Regions from separate parts of the Mus musculus genome. Here region 2 is linked to region 1. The links are chromatin loops, found by intact Hi-C in ENCODE. Cell type or tissue: left cerebral cortex. All regions are shown on one strand. Links, peaks and the distances in the headings refer to the core of each region. The heading gives the core; the rest is flanking DNA. Region 1 holds the start of Gm15537 (a long non-coding RNA gene). Region 2 overlaps Slx4 (SLX4 structure-specific endonuclease subunit homolog (S. cerevisiae)).

Region 1 (9,542 bases), core at 881-8,880:
AACAGGATCTCACTATGTAGCTCTAGCTGTCCTGGAAATCACTATGTAAATTAGGCTTGCCTAGAACTCACAGTGATCTGCCTGCCTCTGCCTCCCAAATGCTGGTACTCAAAGCATGTGCTACTACCCCCAGCAAGCCCCAAATCTTTTAAATAGAAAAGTTGCTCTTTTCTAATTTTAAAAGATTAGTGTTCTCTTCCCATCTGTTTCATCCTCTGTCTTACTTTCTATTGCTGTAGCAAAAGTTACCATTACCAAGGTAATTTATGAAAGAATGCATTTAGCTGGGATTACAGTTTCAGAGGTTAGAGTCCATGCTGGAACAAAGACATGAACAGCTGGGAATTCACGTCTTGATCCAGAAGCAGGAGAAAGAGCACACTGGAAATAGAACAAGTCTTTTGAAACCTCAAAGCCCCGCCCCCAATGGCACACCTTCTCCAACTAGGCCACACCTCCTAATCCTTCCCAAATACTCTCACAAACTGAGGGACAAGCATTCAAATCTATGAGGCTGTGTCTCTGTTCTCATTCAAATACCACATTCCCAACTCCTTGTGTCATTTTAAAAACTGTCTCAGGTGCTTGCTTACCAGCACATACACTACGACTGGAATGACAGAGTGGTGTGGGCCTGTGGGGGTGTCATGCAGATTTGTGAAGCATTCCGTATTTTGACATGTGGTCTCTTGATGCCATGGACAAGCATCTCAGAAGCCAGAACTAATATTTCAGTGAACATATGTTAACACTATGTTAACCCTATGGGAGGCTGTGATTCATTGAAGTGAAATCCACAGAATTATGTGCTAATAGATTTAATTTTTCTTAACTTGTAGTAACAAGTTCTTTCTGACTTTCACATACATCCCAAGCTACTCACCCATCCCTTCATATCCACCTTCACCTTGCAACCTCCCCCTCAAAGAAAGGAAATTAAGATAGCATTTTTAAAAATCTTATTACGGAAGCTGTAGTGTATCACAGTGTGTCCCACGTGATTTAATTTTTATTAAAAATATACATTCTTGGTTGGATATACTGATATACACCTTTAATACAGTACTTGGAAGACAGAGGTAGACAAATCTTTGAGTTCAAGGCCAGCTTGGCCTACATAGTGAGTTCTAGACCAATCAGGGCTGCATAATAATACTCTGTCTCAAAAAAATACACATACAAGCTTGAGAGATGGCTCTTCCAGAGGTTCTGAGTTCAATTCCCAGCAACCACATGGTGGCTCACAACCATCTGTAATGGGGATCCCGTGCCCTCTTCTGGTGTACTTATATAAATAAAATAAATAAATAAATCTTTAAAAGAAATATACACGTACACACTTATTTCTATCTGTACCTATATTTAGGGGATTAGCATGATGGCACACATATGAAACCCAGCACTCAGGGGGCTGGTCAGGAATTCACCAAGGACAGTCTAGGCTGCACTAGACCCTACTAAAAAAAAAATCTGGCCCCCACTGGCTGCTCTGAAAAGCCATCTTTGCATTGTTCCCGGGCCATGCTCCCGCTCACTACAGCCACCTTCACCGCCCACCGCCTCCAACACGGACTCCAGCAGACAGCTTTCTCGCCTGAGTCCTCGAACTCAACTAATTCCTCACTCGAAGCATCGGACCACCCACGTGCCCCACCATGTCAGACTGGGCAGTGGACACCAGCTCCAAGATCAGCACCGAGGACTTGAAGGAGAAGAAAAAAGTTGTGGAGGAGGCAGGGAATGGAACAGTCAAAATGAAGAAAATGTCAAGCAGGAGGCTGACAATGAGGTAGATGAAGAAGAGGAAGAAGGTGGGGAGGAAGAGGAGGAGGAGGAAGAAGGTATGGGTGAGGAAGAAGATGGAGATGAAGGTGAGGAAGCTGAGGCTCCTACAGGCAAGCGGATAGCGGAGGATGAGGAGGATGACGATGTCGACACCAGAAGCAGAAGACCGAAGAGGATGACTAGACAGCAAAAGGAAAAGTAACCTTACACACTGCACCGTGACCTAGTCACCTCCACTTCCCATCTCAGAACTTAAACGTGGTCAAGAAGCAGGCCCCGCCCACCCGCCCTCAGCGGGGCGTGCCACCCACAAATGACATGCTCTCTCCACCACCCCACCAAAACTACAACATGAATTGGCAACATGAGTGGCAAAAAGAAACCAGAACTTTCCAGGCCCTGCTTGTTTTCTTAAAAATACTTTAAAAGGAAAATTTGTTTGCATTTTTTATTTACATTTTATATTTTTGTACATATTGTTAGGGGTCTGCCATTTTTAAAGATAACAGGTGAACAAACCAGCCTTCAGAGCATTTTCTGTCCTACTTCAGACTTCACGTGGGGTGTGACCATGTTCATTCAAATCTCAAAGGAGAAAAAAAACTTGTAAAAAAAGCAAAAACAACAACAACAAAAAAAAAATCTTATTTTGACCATTCCAGTAACTTTTTTACGTATGTAACTAGCGTACTGTACTATAAGTAGTTGGTTTGTATGAGATGGTTAAAAAGGCCAAAGATAAAAAGGTTTTTTTCTTTTTTTTTTTTTTTTTTGTCTATGAAGTTGCTGGGGGTTTTTTGTTGTTGTTTTGGTTTTGGTTTTGGTTTGGCCTGTTTGATGTATGTGTGAAACAATGTCCAACAATAAACCAGAATTTTATTTTGCTGAGTTGTTCTAAAAAAAAATTCTGGGAGTATGTAGGCTATGTTCGGTGGATGTTGTTGGTGATTTATACGGAATTTTTCACTTAATTCTCCTACTTTCAGTGTTTTTTTTTCAGTGATTTATAAAGAATACATGTTCACTTTTTGTCCCATCTACTGTGAGAATGAAGACAATTCTCAGACTGTCAACATTAAAATGTCAGCATCACTCTGAAGGGGTTCACAATCAGTGTGAAGGGCCCCAGGGGGACACTGCAGAGGGACTTCAATCACATTGATATAGAGCTGAGTCTCCTTGAAAACAAAGAGAGGCTCTGGGTTGACAAATGGTGGGGTAACAGAGGACCTGGCTGGCCACTGTCAGAAGCATGTGCAGTCATGCTCAGAACTCGATCAAGGATGTCGCGCTGGGCTCTTGTCACAAGATGAGGTTTGTGTAGGCTCACGTCCTCAGCAATGTCGTTATCCAGGAGAATGTTTCTGTGGTGGAAATCTGAAACTTCTTGGGTGAAAAATCCATCCACAGGGTTCTGGTAAGGACAGGTGTTGCTTGTTCTGTCTCTCGAGCCCAGAGGAATGAATTGATCCTTGAAGGAGATGATATTGAACTTGTTTCAAATTCATTGGCTCTGATTCGGCAAGCCATACACTTAAAAACAAGGATCTCAGAGTTTTAGGATGGCATCTACGTGTCTGAAAAGGGAACCATGAAGCAGGCTGACAAGTGAGACCCAAGGACCTAGCTCCAGAAACAACATCCTGACTACAAGTATGAGTTGGGCTCTTTGGACAATAAAAGACTTATTATATATTGGGGGGGGGGGGGGAAACAAACAAACAAAAACCAAAACTATGTTCTTTTGGTGGGTAGAGACAGGTAGAGGTGAATTATTTTTAAGCAGTTTTCAGAGTGAAGACCTTGTGTAATTAGAGGTTTCATGATGTATTTGGGAGAAATTCATTATGATGGAAGTTGGGAGTCTTAAATATAAATCAAACGCCTGCACACTGACTGGCTTCACCTTTCTATGCCATCTGCTCACTCTAGGCCGGCCTTTATGGATGAATATGAGAAGGTTGAGGAAGACCTGCAGAAGCAGTATGACGTCTATCTAGAGAAGTTCCGGAACCTGGCTTACCTGGAGCAGCAGCTTGAGGATCACCACAGGATGGAGCAGGAGAGGTTTGAAGTAAGTCCTTGGCCTGGTCACCCCTGCAGAGATGACAGAGAGCTGCATGTGTCCTCAGCGTTTGCATGTGCACTAGTGACTGAGCAGCAAACACCTGACACCTCCCCAGACCTCACTGCAGCTTCTTGACAATAGTCAGGGCTGTTTCCTGTTTATTTTAGGGAGTGAGAGGGCCAGTGTCTCACAATGGTATCCAGACCAGCCTCTAGCTTCAGCTTCCTACATGCAGAGATGATAAGATACATACCACCATGCCCAGCTTAATCAGGGCTCCATTTGCCAACACTCCTGCCATACTACCCCCTTCTGGTTCTACACCAGGCACTGTGATCAGGATCTCCTCCTTTCTCTTTTTTTTTTTTTTTTTTTTTTGTTTTGTTTTGTTTTGTTTTTGTTTTTTGAGACAGGGTTTCTCTGTATAGCCCTGGCTGTCCTGGAACTCACTTTGTAGATCAGGCTGGCCTCAAACTCAGAAATCCACCTGCCTCTGCCTCCCAAGTGCTGGGATTAAAGGTGTGCGCTACCACCACCCGGCGATCTCCTCCTTTCTCTTACCGTCCTACACTGGAGTGGTGAAGCAGAATGGCAGAAACAAAGAAACACTTCTGCTTTCTTTTGTTGTGAGCCTGAGAGCTGTGGCTGTCTGCACACATTTCCTGTGTCCACTGTCCTTGCAGCACACATGCTGGGCTTCTCTTGTGTCCCTCATTTCCTTTCGAGTGGTGTGGAGCGGGAGGAGGGTATGAAGCCAGAGCATCAACTTTCTAGGCCACTCCCACAGGCTGCTGGAAAGAGGAAGAGCACGGGTTTAGGGACCTCATAGGTTGCTCAAGCAAATTCTCTTTAACTTTTTGAAAAGATATATACATGTCTATTTTGTATACTTGTATTTTGCCTGAAACTATGTCTGTGTGCCGTGTGCATGCAGTGCCCTCAGAGGCCAAAACTGGGCATCAGACCTCCTGAATTGGTGTTTAGATGGTTGTGAGCTACCATGTGGATACAAGGAATTGAACCAGGATCCTCTGGAAGAGCAGCCAGTGACCCAAACCACTGAGCCATTTTCCCATAAACAACTTCCTTGTTTTCTTTTGTTTTGTCGTGGGTTTTTTGCTTGATATGACAAGCCCTTCAGTATTCACACAGTGGTGAAGAATCAGATCATCCACAAAAGTTCATTATTCTGAGTCTGTTTCTTTCCTCCACAGGAAGCTGAAAATACTCTCCGTCTGATGCAAAATAAGTTAAAGGAAGAAGAGAAGCGACTGCTCAAGAGTGGAAGTAAGGCCCTGCCCTGCCTGACTAGTGCTTTCAGCTGTGAAGTTACTTAAGTGTTTAAGATTTTCATTCAGAGTACGCACGCACGCACGCACGCCCGCACGCCCGCACACACTCGAGAATGTGTGTGTTTGCTGGACACGCATGTGCACACATGCCAAGTGTGCAAGTGGTGGTGTGAGTGTGTCGTGATTCAGACGTCAAAGTCAGAAGACAACTTTGTAGTTGGTCCTCTCTCCTTCCATGTTTACACGAGTTCCTGAGATCAACTCGGGCTATCAGCTTTGCAGGACAGGCACACAATGAGTTATGTACATTTCTCTAGCAGAGTTACTTACAGGGTTTTTTTGTTTTATTTTGTTTGTTTGTTTTTTAGGGTTTTTTGTTTTTTGTTTTTTTTATTGGGTATTTATTTCATTTACATTTCCAATGCTATCCCAAAAGTCCCCAACACACTCCCCTACCCACCCACTCCCACTTCTTGGCCCTGGCGTTCCCCTGTACTGAGGCATATAAAGTTTGCACGACCAATGGGCCTCTCTTTCCACTAATGGCCGACTAGGCCATCTTCTCATACATATGCAGCTAGAGACATGAGCTCCGGGTATTGGTTACTTCTTATTGTTGTTCCACCTATAGGATTGCAGATCCCTTTAGCTCCTTGGGTACTTTCTCTAGCTCCTCCATTGGGGGTCCTATGATCCATCCAATAGCTGACTGTGAGCATCCACTTCTGTGTTTGCTAGGCCCTGGCATACACTCACAAGAGACAGCTCTCTCTGGATCATTTCAGCAAAATCTTGCTAGTGTATGCAATGGTGTCAGCGTTTCGATATTTATTTTTATTAAACTCTTTTCTCTCATTTTTAATTGTGGTAAGAACAATAGATGATATCTGTCATTGTTGACTAGAATATTTTCAGATGGCAATTTTCTCACAGATTTATATTAAGTGACATTTGAATTTACTCAGACAGCTTGCTTCTCATAAAGACTGTGATGGTAAGCACAGGGCCTGCATGGGTCTGCAGAGGTCTTCTATGTGTATGGATGGCTGTTAGCTTGGACCCCTAATCGTGGTAAAAGGTCTACCTAAGACTCTTTGTCTACTCTTGAGACTCTTTTCCCCCTATTGAGTTGCCTTGTCCAGCCCCAGTCTAAGGGCTTTTGCTTTGTTTTACTGAATCTTGTTTTGTCCTGTTTGGCTGTCCTCTCTTAGAGGCCTGCTCCTTTCTGAAGAGGAAACAGTGGGAATGGATCTAGAGCACAGGGAAGGTAATAGGAGCTAGGAGAAATGGAGGGAAGGGAAATTGGTTGCGATGGAGTGTATGAGAGAAGAATCTATTTTCAATGATAATAAAGTTTGCTTCCAGTTATACAGCATCTAGCTAATATTCATTTCTTTTTCTTTTCTTTTCTTTTTTTTTTTTTTTTTCTTTTTGGTTTTTCGAGACAGGGTTTCCCTGTATAGCCCTGGCTGTCCTGGAACTCACTTTGTAGACCAGGCTGGCCTCGAACTCAGAAATCCGCCTGCCTCTGCCTCCCAAGTGCTGGGATTAAAGGCGTGTGCCACCACCCCTGGCTTTAATATTCATTTCTTATGATACTCATGACATTTGTGTTTGTTTAAATGCTACAGTTAGCTTGAACTCTATGTAATAAATAGTTATGAATGAAAATTATGCCTACTAGTGTGAATGGTCCCATATTTTAGGGCAGGCTGAAAGGGTGCTGTTGCATGCAGTGTCAGTGAAAGACCTCACTTGCCTGTTTGCAAATCCCAACCATAGTCATCCAGGAGTGCTTACCAAGGCCCTAACCTGTAGAAGAGTGTACTAAACATGAGGCCTCGACTCTGAGAGGGAGTCTTCTCCGTAATGAGCCAGCATTGCTCACCAGGATGACACCAGGGCAACAGTTCCACAGAAGGAACAATGGCAGTGTGTGTTCTTCCTGCTACAGCAGTTCTGTTGCACTGACTCGCTTCTCTTGCTCAGTTCTGTTCTCTTGATGAAATGTCTTTATTCTTGTGGTCAGAACAATATACCTGGGCACCCAGCTTTTCTCCAACCTGCCTGTTCCCTGTATCTGTTTCCTGTTGTACCTGTTCTCAGAGAGTCTAGGAAGAGCAGGGACTTCTGGGAATCCTTTAGAAAACCTGAACCGAGTCTGTAGCAAAGCAGGCTCCTGCTGATTTAGTGCTAGGTCAGTCAAGGCAGAGACCAACTGATGCAGTGGCCTCTCTGTTGCGTGGAGTAAGCATTTAATATCGTAATTTTTATGGATGGAGTAGGAGGGAAACTAAAATGAGTGGTGTTAAATTACTTTAATATGGATTTGTTTTCTGTATAGACTTGTAGAAGATGTGGTTTTCAAACTGTGTTGGTAGTCTTGAAGGATGTTCTCAGTGACACTGCTGCAATGCCCAGGCTTTCCTCCTGAGCTAAGAACACAGCTCTTAGAAAGCAGGTTACCTTCCCTTAATATCCAGGTGGATCCAGCTACCTTGCCATTACTTTCACATGCAGGTACCAAGCAAAGCCTTTTGGAAGACCAACAACTGCTGGATTTCTAGGCTGACTTCTAAGTCAGTGTCAGGCCAGCAACTGCAAACCCCTCCAAGACCCTCCTTCCCAAACCATCACTCCCTGAGTACAGTAAGGCACTAGGCAGAGAGCTTTATCTTCCTGTTATAGTCTCTGTTAGTTCTGTCTTGGAAATGTTCAGCTTACAGACACAAAAGACAATGAACAAGTATTTAGAAAATGTATATAGAGTGATTTGGGGGCTGGAGATGATGACTCCATGATTAAGAACACTGCTGCTCTTCTAGAACAACCTAGTTAGGTTTCCAGCACCCACATCAGGTAGCCCACAGCTGCTTTCAGTTCCAACTCTGGGAGATTGAGCACTGGAGAGATGGCTCAGCAGTCCTGAGTTCAATTCCCAGCAACCACATGGTGGCTCACAACCATCTGTAATGGGATCTGATGCCCTCTTCTGGTGTGTCTGAAGAAAGCAACAGTGTGTCATATATTTAAAATAAATATATTTAAAATGATGGCACTAAAAATAGCCTTTTATGCAGTGTATGCCTGAATGCCTCCCCTAATGAATAGATACAATTTACTTAAAAAAAAAATTTTTTTTTTCTAGAAGAAAAGTATTGATTGTCTGTGTATGTGGTATTAGGGATTAGACTCAGAGCTTTGCAGGAAAAATAATGAAATAAATAAGCACATGTGTTAGCCCTGAGCCACAACCCCATCAACGTATGTATGCCTTTATTCTAGAATTTTCCCCAGTAAGAATGTCACTTCAGCGCTGTCTCAGAACAGCTTCCTCTGAAGCCCAGGCCTGGCTCTCCCCTCACCTCCATCCCACCCGCCTTGTTCTTTCACATCCACTTCTATCTTTGTTAGGATCAAGGCTCTTAAATTAGCAATATGGCCTGACAAAGAACAGAGTGGATTTCTCCCCCGTTAACCAGGACTTCCACTTTGACAGCCAGCTACTCGATTTTGTAAAAATTTCAGACTGTCATAATGCTTTGAAAACACCTGGTCCATGTTCTTTTCACTTTGAAAAATTGCTCAAAGCAAATACAGCATATTATTGTCTACATTAACATTTCACGAAGTACCTGTGAATAAATCCAGGGAGTCTCATAAAATCTAATGGATGAAAAGAGAACTAAGAAAGGCAGATGATTTTGCACTGGAGCCATAGGAGGCAGAAGAGGTTACACTGTAATGGAAGACCTGCTCTCTTACTCTGCCTTGTGGTCTTTCTGCTAGGCAATGATGACTCAGACATAGACATCCAAGAGGATGATGAATCAGACAGCGAGTTGGAGGACAGACGGATGTCTAAGCCTCGGACAGCGATGGAGGTGCTCATGCAAGGTAATGTAACTCCTTCTGTCACCCAGTTCCTCGTGCCTGTTTCTCAGAACTCCAAGGGCAAGCTTGGGTGAGTGCTGCTTAGAACTGCAAACCACAGTGTGCTGAGAAGGGTCCCTGGAAACACTTCCTGTCCCAATCTGTTCTTCAGGATCTGTCTCTCAAACTGCATTGCCTCTAATAGTCCTTTTGTTTGATTCATGTAGCTAAGCTGATCTTGAATTCACAATGTACCTCAAGATGACCTTCAACCTGATACTCCTGCTTCGGCCTCCTAAGCATTGAGATACAGGATGCAGCACTATGCCCTGCGCATGTAATATTCTTATCTCTGTCCCTGGGAAGAGCTGGTTCACATTTGTGGTTTCAGATTTCCCACAGATATCTCAGAAATGGCCTCTGTATCTGAGCTCTCTGCACTATTTGTTTTGGTCAGTGCAGGTCTATCCCTTGTGGCCAAGGAATTAACACAGAAAAGGTGTTACATAAGAGCCTCTTACAAA
Region 2 (9,542 bases), core at 553-8,552, 60 kb after region 1:
AGGCAGATTTGGCAGGCATGGTCTAGGTGCGGAAGATTTCTGGGACCACCTGGTAAAATCAGGGCCAGGACATGATGGCTGTGAAGAAGAGAGTCTGTGGTGCCTGGGGTAGGGATGGGAAGGGCTTCTGTAGGCCTGTCTTCCGCTGTCAAAGGCTCCTAGAGTAATAGGCTGTGTGTGTGGCATGATCACAGAGAACTGCTGGGCTGTTTCCAGCATGGTCCTGCGTTCTAAGTTAGGTCTAGGTGTTTGCTGAGCAGTCTCATCTGACGGAATCCTGGTCTTAAGGCTTTTGATTTGGGTCTGTGATGAGCAATCACGACTCCTGCTGACCCCTGGAGTGGCAGGCACCAGCCAAGAGGTGTCTGTAGCACTGTCCTCATCCAGGCTGGTTTTCTGGCTGCAGAGCAGCCAGGGGATGTCTCTGCAGCCCAGCGCAGACTGGTTTCCCAGCTGTCCTTCCTCCCCGTGCTGTAGCCCGGCCTCTCTCTTCAGTGGGCTTTGGAAATGTTCATGATCTTCTTCAACATCAATGACTGAAAACAGTTCAGAGGACCTGGGGCTAAATTCTGGAACTTTCCTTCCTTCTGGGGAATCTTTAGAAACTGACTCTGTCTTGGTGTGCTCCAGCTCCTCATCTGAGTCCAGTAACAGGATGACCTCATCCTCCTTTTTCACGAAATGCAGAGGATCCTGGGCCCTGGGGCTCAGGGGCTCGGGTACTGACTGTGTGAGGTCAATGGGTGGAGACTTTGCTGGGGAAATCAGGATGCCCCTATTTCTGTGTCCCGCTATGGGGCTACTTTGTTGGCCTCTGTGGTGGCCAGCATCTTTCCGTAATGTGACAATGTTACTGCCCCTCCTCTGCTTAGTTGGTGTAGTTGGAGACAGTGATCTTGGGGATGCCACCCTGGAAATGCTACTGTGTGACTGGGACACTGAGGGGGACAAATGACTTGTGTGGTATAGGTGAAGCCATGACTGGCTGGGACTTCCATCCACAGAAGACTGTGACACAAGGCTGCAGGAGTGTGGAGTAGGTGCCTGGGCCATGTCTGCCTGCGTCTCCCTGACATGGTCACTCTGCTCTTCATGATCAACTGTTATTTGTGACAGTTCAGATGACACTCTTGGATTTGATGGAAGGGGCTGTTTGCAGCCATGGGCCTTGTTTGGGTGCAAAGGCAAGCACTCTTTCCCCCTCCTGTGGCGGCTGCAGAAGCTGGGGTCGTCAGTTGCCTCCCCCAATGCATCCTGGGCCTCTGCTTTCCCTGCCCAGTCTGGGCACTGGTCCTGCAGTGGAGTGGAATGTCCTTCTTGTTCCCAGCTGGCTAGTGCCTCTTCTTTTTCTAACCCAGATGACTCCATGTGCTCTGTATTTTCTAGCTGTCTGTTACTCTGGACACCTGCCAGGGAAGGCTCAGAAACTGCACCGTCTTCCCCATGCGGGTTAGTGCTCCCATCTGGGTCTGCTGCTCTCCCCCACTGGAGAAGCTTCCTCTGCGTAGCAGCAAATTCATATATCTCTTCCATTTCTGCTTCATTCACTCTTTCTCTCTCTTCTTCACAGAGCTCAGGTTTCAGCAGAGTCTCCACTTCCTCCTCATTGTCTACCCACACCGACCTCAGGAGTTCCAGGAAAGTCTCTGCTCGGCTTTCACAGTCCTCACTGGTCTCTTCTGGCTGTTCTCCCTCTAAGTCCACCACGGCGGGCACTTGTTCACACAGCTGAACAAGGTCACTCACACCAAACCTGCGCTGGGAGGGAGACATGGGTCATCACTGCTTACACTGGGGACAGGTGGCCAGAGCAGAGCTCAGGAAGAGGAACAGGGATATCCCCTGTGGCCTTTCCCCTTGTCCCAGAATGTACTTGGTCATCACTCTGGCCAGCACCCATGGTGCTTTAACTTTGGTGCTAATAGACTGAAGGTGCGTCAGACTCAGCTGGCAATCACAGGAGCAGGTAGGGCTACAAAACCAGGCAGCACATGCTGCCCTGAGAGTCCCTCAAGACACTGTACCTGAGAAAAACAACAGCAGAAAAAACTGTTGGCAGGCCCGGCTGACCACCTATCAGAAGGCTCTGAAACCCAGTTGGTGTATCACAAGTCACCATCACTGAGCTTTTCAAAGAGGCACAAGGATGCACACATCCTGGGAACCTGATGTAGGGTAGCTCTTGGGGGAGGGGGGCAGTCGAGGGGCTGCATTAGGTGTCTGTCTCAGGGCACTGAAGCCATGGGCTACCATCCCACCATGCCAAGTATAACCCCCCACCCAGCTCTCAGCACTCTGCAAGCAACCATTCTAGCCAACTACCACATACCATTCAGGGCTGCTGGTATAAATCTGGGACTAAAAAATATAAAGAAGTTTTGGCGGGCTTAGCCCTGGCCTTTAGGCAGCACAACCTGACTTGAGATACCAATCTCCCAGTCCATGTCACCAGCTCTAAAGGCTGTGGAGTGGATGGAAAGTACAATCCCACCTTAGGGCCAGGGAACGCAGATCCGGAACCAGGCTGGGAGGCATGTCAGTGTCTGCCATGTAGAGGTAGTTCAGAAATGCATGGGCGGCCTCCGAGCTCACATCACTCAGCAGAGCACGCTGGGTCAGATCCCCGTCCTCTTCAGAAGAAAAGCTTTCAGTGCTTACCTGAAGGTGGAGAAACAAGAGTCTGGCTTTAGCCTCTGACAGCCTGAGATCCTACCTGAGGGGTAGGAAGCAGTCTTGGCCAGTTTCTGTAGTCTGGATGGATGTTTAAGGTCAGCTTCCACCTGACAGAGGTATCATGGACTCTAAGCATATCTGACTTGGGTCTATGGATTGCATGAGTATAGTGAGAATTTTGGTTTCTTTAAAACACAGAAATATAAGGATGTTTTTGTTTTAATCCCAGCTGTGGGATGTGGGGCTGCTTCAGACTGTCCACAGCAGCTGGCTGTGATTTGCCTTGTGTTCTGCAGTGGCGTTTGGAGTGCTGAGGACTTTTTAGAGGATCTATAAATGCTAGAGCCACAATACAAGGGGCTGGCCGGCTGGTGGTTGTGGTTTGTCAGATAGTCATGTGTGAAGATATGGAAAGAAGAAATGAGACATGCTGACAGAGAAGATCAAACTTGCCTCAATCAGTAGGAAGTAGACTAACGATATTGTCACCCCTTTTCCCCTCTACCCTTTTTTCTCTCCTACCCAGTGTTAGGTGGGTGGAAGAAAGAACCCACAAAGTAGATAAAAAGTTTAGTTGCACACGAGTGCAAGATAGACATGAATATGGCCCAATACATTTGCAGATGATAATATCACCCTGCAGTACTAAAAGATCAGACACTCTTGTGTCTGGGACTTCCTGACGCAGATCAAGCAGTGTGCTGGATTCCTGTGTGGTGGCTCAAGCCTATAATGTGAGACTGAAGCAAGAATGTGATGCTCCAATACAGAGAGAGGGTGATCAGGAGTCTCACAGTGATGCAAATACAAATGGAGGGAGGGAAAAGCAAAGGGAGAGGGAGGGGAGGTGGTGGGCTCCCAGGCCTGCGTACTTACATACTGAATAAGAAGTGGGCATCTCGCATAAAGAACAAACTTGTGTGCATAAAGCACCTCTCCACTGTCAAGCTGGAACTGGACATCACTCAGGTGTGGATTATTGACCATGGCCCCAAAGTCTGTCACCAATAACCCAAGAGAGAGCTGTAAGAGGAGGAGGAAGAGATTTGTGAGCTCCCTCCAACACTTTGCTAACTTCTCATGACTGGGCAGACCAAGAGCCAGGACTAAGCTTTCCTTTCCAGGATGTACACAGAGGCACAAGGTTATACCTCTGGGTTACATTGAAGACATCAATCATCGAGCCAGAATGGCAAATGCTATTTCCTTTCCCAGGTTCTCTCTTACAGTGTATCCCCCGGCCTACAGAGAGGGACAGTGGTGGATAAAGACACCCTCCCACCTCCTACACTCTGCATGCACAGGACTTGGAGCCTGAGATGTTCAGGAACCCAGTACTTCTAAGCTACATGCAAGAACATCACCAAATGGCCCTTTGCATAAGAGGGTCCTTATGGAAATACACCAACTTTATGAAATACCCATCTTTCAAGGTCACACAGTACACTAGATTGGTAGCTAGAGCTCACCCCATAATCCACACACAGAAGGGGCACAGTGAGTCCTTAGTGAGTGAAGAAAATCACTAAGAAACAAGTACGCAAAACAGAGTAGGTAAGAGCGCTGGCTGATCTTCCAAAGGTCCTGAGATCAATTCCCAGCAAACACATGGTGGCTCACAACCATCTGTAATGGGATCCGATGCCCTCTTCTGGTGTGTCTGAAGACAGTTAAAATGTACTCATATAAATAAAATAAATAAATCTTTAAAAATAACAAAAAACAGCCAGGCTGTGGTGGCACACACCTTTAATCCCAGCACTTGGAAGATGGAGGCAGGTGGATTTCTGAGTTCAAGGCCAGTCTGGTCTACAAAGTGAGCTCCAGGACAGCCAGAGCTACTTAGAAAAACCTGTCTTGAAAAAAAACAAAAAACAAAAAACAAAACAACCCAAAAACCCAGAAGCCTGGATGAGGCAGTCACTTGGAGAGGCTCTGAGTACTGAGTACTGAGAAAACCTAAATTATCCAGGCACAGCAATGGCAGAAGACGTTGTGGCAATGACCCAAGAAAAGAGACAGACGTCCTGGGGCTCTCAGCTCCATCACGTGTGTCAAAGTATACATCTGACAAACACCACAGAGCCAGGGCAGAGCCACCAAGTCACTGTGGCCCAGCAGCCTTTGTACTTACTGAGGCACTGTCATCCTTCTTCAGGGTCTTCTTACATGGAAGGACAAACCCCGTCAGCGGAAGGCTGCTAGGTACCAGGTCCAACCCTAAGAGAAGGATTTGTAGATCAAAAGGATATCATCTCCCAAGCAGGCAGGATGAACCTAGGTTTGGCTGTACACATGTTATTTAAGGACATCTTTACTTAAAGCAACTCTCCCCCAATTGTTTTTACCCATCTCCATCACAGGGAAGTAGGAGGATTATAAAACAGCCAGATTAGCCTAGGAAGCTCTGTCCTGGGCTAACTTTAGGAATGTGAAATCGTTAAGACTCAAATGTTCTGCATCATCTTCATCCCTGAGGCAAAGTATAAAAGTGCCTTAGCACACTCTCCACTGAACGGAGAGCAGAGCCTCCCAGCGGACCATGCTCTAGTGTCACTGGCCTCAGATTCCACGGGGCAGGCCCAACAACCTGCCCAGTGTCCCACCTGTGGGTACGCCCCGACTCCCGGGCTGTGGGCTAGAGCTCAGCCCTTCCACTGCCAAGTCCACAAGGTCCTGAAGGGCTTGACGCTCCCTCTGGCTGGAGGACAGCAGCCGGATCTTGGGGCTGTGGCTCACAGGAAGGCTGCTCTGGGAAGCAGGTGGCCGCCGTGGACTCGGCTCTCCTTGCTTGGGCAGCTCCAATGGTAGCTGGGGTTCCTGAAAGAAGTTGAATAGCTAGTGACTGGGTGGTTATTGTCACCGACACATAATCTCCCAAACCATCCTACACATGCACAGCTAGGACAGGGCTAAGCTCACAACCAGGAGCAGCCTGGGAAACTGTGTTGGCAGCTTCTGTTATAGCTCAGGTCTACCTGATGCCCTCAAGTGTACAGGAGGGCCAGTTATCAGAAGGGTCCCCTGGAATCAGTCGCCCATTTAGGTGAATATCAACTTACATCTAGCAGTTGTATGTAGTTTGTATGCAGGATGCAGGTTCCAAGGCTCTATCTCAGACAGAATTTAGGATCTATGCAGGGTCGGCTAAGCCTGGACTTTGCATTTTAAATGAGGACTGTGTTGAGTTGGGGACCAAAGTCATTTTCTTAGAAGTGCTACTAAGTTGCCACAGAGACAATGCGGTGCATAATGTGCCTCTGTTGCTTCCTCCATGTCCCACTCACTAGACTCCTTACTCAGCCCTGGTATCTGCTTGCATTTCTAGATTACCCAAAGCCCATCCACTTATGTACTTTAAGGAGCAGGGTTCACCTTGGAAGGGCATTGGGACACAATTGGAGGAAACAGTCCCACTGTGTAGAAGGACTCCTCAGCCCAGGCTCCTGTGAGAGCGCTGAGTTCCCACAGAAAGTTCCGCTTCCCTTCAGGCAGCCGTGCTCGCCAGCCTGCAGGTTCCAATTCTTCCTTAGAAATCTTGCTGGCAAGAAGTGGTGGGGTGCAAGATAGTTCTGCTTCCTCTGACAGAAGCTGGGCAACACGATCTTCAATCTGTCTACCTGTGGTCTCAGAGTCTTGGGTTACCAACTGTGGGGGACACACCGGGGGTCTCTTCTTGCGACTTTTCTTCTCTAGAGATAAACAGAAGTGACTCAGTCAGAAATGGCTCTGACCGCTTATCCCAGGAGTGGCCATGGTAACTCTCAGACAGCACTGGCCACCAAGCCCTCCCCAGGCCCTGGCTTCAGCCACATGTACCTGCTCCTAGCCTTATCTTCTCAGAAAAAGCATTTTCCAGTCTGAGCGGGGGCACAACTGGACAGTGCTCCACCTCAGAGCGAGACAGAGCCATGGCCACCAACAGATCTTCAGACGGAGCCTCAGGCTTATTGACTTTCCTCCTCCTTGGCTCCCTTTTGGTGGTGACTCCTTTCCGTTTCAAACCTCCAACGTTGTTGCTGAAACTAAAGGGTAGCCATAGAGAAAGGTCAGTGAGTGCCTCTGAATTTGGGCCTCTCTTGATAGAAATCTTGCAAGAAACAAGAGGGAGAGAACCATTGCAATGAACCAACAGTTGCCTGGGCTTTCCCTGTGCTGACCTGATTCCTTGTGAGCTCAATCCAAACCTAGAAATCTAGCACAAGGCAGACACCAGAGGGCCTAGGTGCTTTCTTGCCATCGGTGGAACCTGTATACCTAGATGTGGCCAAACCCTAGTAGTCTATAGCTCCAAGTAGGCTCTCTGTAGCCAACGAGTTCTGCCCACTGAAACTTCAGAACCACCCCTAACCACTACAAGGCAGTCCTGGCCACAAAGGATCCTCTCCCTCCTCTAGGAGGACTACAGCAGCACCTCTATATAAGGCTGAAAGACAAGGTCTCCCAGACTCTGTTACCACCAACCAGCCTCCCTAAGCTGGCCTGCCACTGCCTTACAGAGGTGTACGTAAAGGGCTCTCTGGCAAGAAAGAAATCTATTTTCTGAGTTAGTCCCAGCAGCTGGACAAATAGATGCGTGGTAGGAAGCAATTCTGAGAGCCTGCCCTGCAGCTGTTGTCTTAATTCAGGCTTCTACAAAAGCTCACACTCCCCTTCAAGACAGGGAAAGTTGGAGATATTTTTGTGTCACTTTTGAAGATGTAAACAATCCCTCAGCTAACTGTATGGGGGAGGGGGCGGTGTAGTGGCTATTCCTGGTTGTCAACTTGACTATATTTGAATGAACTACAATCCAGAATTGGAAGGCTCACCAGTGACCCTTATCTGGAGGCTGGGAGATAGAAGTTTCTGATCTGGATCTTGGTATGGAGATCTTGAGGCATAGTGGCTATGGATTCCAGATGATTAAATCTCCGAGTTCAAGGTCATCTAGGATTAAAGGTGTGGTAAAGCACACCTTTAATTTGGGCTACACTTTTCATCTGGGATTAAAGGTGTGGTGGAACACACCTTTAATCTGGGCTACACCTTCTGCTGGAGACAATATAAGGACATTGGAAGAAGGGAGTCTAGCTCTTGCTCCTTCGCCTGCTTGCCGTGTGGGACTGAGTAACTGCTAGATCCTTAGACTTCCATTCACAGCTACTACTGAACCATTGTTGGGAATTGGGCTGTAGACTCTAAGTCATTAGTAAATTCCTTTACTATATAGAGACTATCCATAAGTTCTGTGACTCTAGAAAACCCTGAGTAATACAGGCAGGGAGCTGTCAGTAGCCAGGAGCCATGTGTGATGAGCCATGGCAAGACTTGGGCAGTGAGGAAGCAAGCAGGTAAGTAAGTAAGTAAGGAGAAGGCGGGCAAGGAGGCACTCAAGTCAGGTTGGCATGTGTGCTCTGCCCAGGAAATCCTCAATATCCCGAAGCCCAAATGCCAAGGTGTGGTCTTAGTAGAGGAATGTTTAAAGCCCACTGAGAGAAAATTCAAAGTCCTTTCCTTATGGGACTCTCTCCCCACCATCTTTGGAGGTATTTTTAAGGTATACATGCTTCATCTGTGAGACAAGCAATAGACTAAATGTCTATTTGAAGGCCTTAGGCTTCCTGCCCTGCCCTACAGTGTTACGTATACACAGACGTCTTAAGTATACACAGACTCCCTGGCTTGAAGAACCTCCTCTGCCCTCTGTGACCACAGCTACGGCTCAGCCCAGTGGCTTAGAACCCATGTGCAGGTAGTGGTTAGCACACACGTCTGCTGCTGCTGCTGCTGTTAACTTTGCTCCCTGAAAGCTGGAGTCAACTTAGTTGTTCTCAGATCAGGGACAGTGAACAGAGCTGACCCTCTGCTGCTTGCCCACCTGGCATCTGCATGCTGAGGACCACTTCCCAGCTCTTAGGGGAGCCTCCTAGTTTAATATACAGGCATTAATTTGTGCAAATGAAAAAATACATTCTTGGCCGGGCAGTGGTGGCACTCGCCTTTAATCCCAGCACTTTTTGGGAGGCAGAGGCAGGTGGATTTCTGAATTCGAGGCCAGCCTGGTCTACAGAGTGAGTTCCAGGATAGCCAGGGCTACACAGAGAAACCCTTCTCAAAAAAACAAAAAACCAAAAAAACCAAAAAAACAAAAATACATTCTTGGGAGGAAGGAGGATGAATATGAAGGAAAAAACCATTGTACAAGATTCTCAGACAATAATATACACTCCTATATAGTTCTGCTTAGTCAATTCTTTCAACTGTGCTCAACAATCTGACATTAATAGCATGAAAATGAAGCTACTCTAAAGTGGAAACACAATGCACAGCTAAGACACAAAGTAAAGCAAATACCAAGTTCTTGGATGTGCTAGAGCGGCCACTGCAGGATTATGGACTGGCAACATCTCAGAAAGGATTCAAGGAAGCATAGCAACTCTCTGCATGGATGGCCCCATCTGCATGCAGACTCCTCGTGCTCCTAAATCCTTTCTCGACTGCGTCCAATTTCCTGGAATGTCTCATGTCAGAATCCCAGAGAGCTTGTTCTTGCCAACTCCTTAAGAACTGTCTAAGGAATGCCTAACTGGAGTGGAAACACCATTCTGTGGTCCCCTTCATTGTCTTACCTGGGTACCTGAGGGCTGCCATCCACCTCTGGCTGAGCTGTCTGTAGCCTCACAGCCTGAAGCAGGAGTTGGGGACCCACTTCCATCCTCACCGCACACTGCTTCAAGTGACTGATTCGGCTCTTGGTGGTGAGGAACGGTTTCCCACATATTGGGCAATCAGGGATCCGAGGTGAAGCAGGTCTCTGTGCCTTCTCTGCCTCATCTAGGCATCTGCAGGAAGTCAGTAAACACACAACCACCCTCTCAGGAAACAAG

The links. A loop is a pair of places that touch in the nucleus more often than their neighbours do. Peaks named below come from ENCODE experiments on the same cell type or tissue, not always from the same donor. Only the 100,000 strongest peaks of a DNase experiment are listed, where the experiment ranks them.
Region 2: it touches region 1 in a loop (2.4-fold over the local background); 4 of 42 quality-filtered maps call a loop at or near these places.

What each region holds. Positions count from the first base shown.
Region 1 is chr16:3,924,773-3,934,314 of GRCm38, forward strand. Cluap1 (clusterin associated protein 1) reads left to right here. Exons shown (of 12, transcript NM_029738.2): 8 at 3,718-3,859; 9 at 5,068-5,140; 10 at 8,935-9,042. It overlaps Gm15537 (a long non-coding RNA gene), which reads right to left and starts at 4,640. Exons shown (of 2, transcript XR_003951938.1): 1 at 4,415-4,640; 2 at 2,610-3,882. It also overlaps the pseudogene Gm15539. In left cerebral cortex, for the core only: a CTCF peak has its summit at 8,128 (motif pointing left); a DNase peak (open chromatin) is centred at 4,586.
Region 2 is chr16:3,985,424-3,994,965 of GRCm38, forward strand. It overlaps Slx4 (SLX4 structure-specific endonuclease subunit homolog (S. cerevisiae)), which reads right to left. Exons shown (of 15, transcript NM_177472.5): 4 at 9,285-9,497; 5 at 6,493-6,698; 6 at 6,049-6,365; 7 at 5,280-5,493; 8 at 4,808-4,893; 9 at 3,550-3,696; 10 at 2,492-2,658; 11 at 1-1,753. Among named protein-coding and RNA genes, the nearest start is that of Slx4, 11 kb to the right of the region's middle. In left cerebral cortex, for the core only: no CTCF peak of the experiment used is centred there; DNase peaks (open chromatin) are centred at 1,498, 5,051 and 7,377.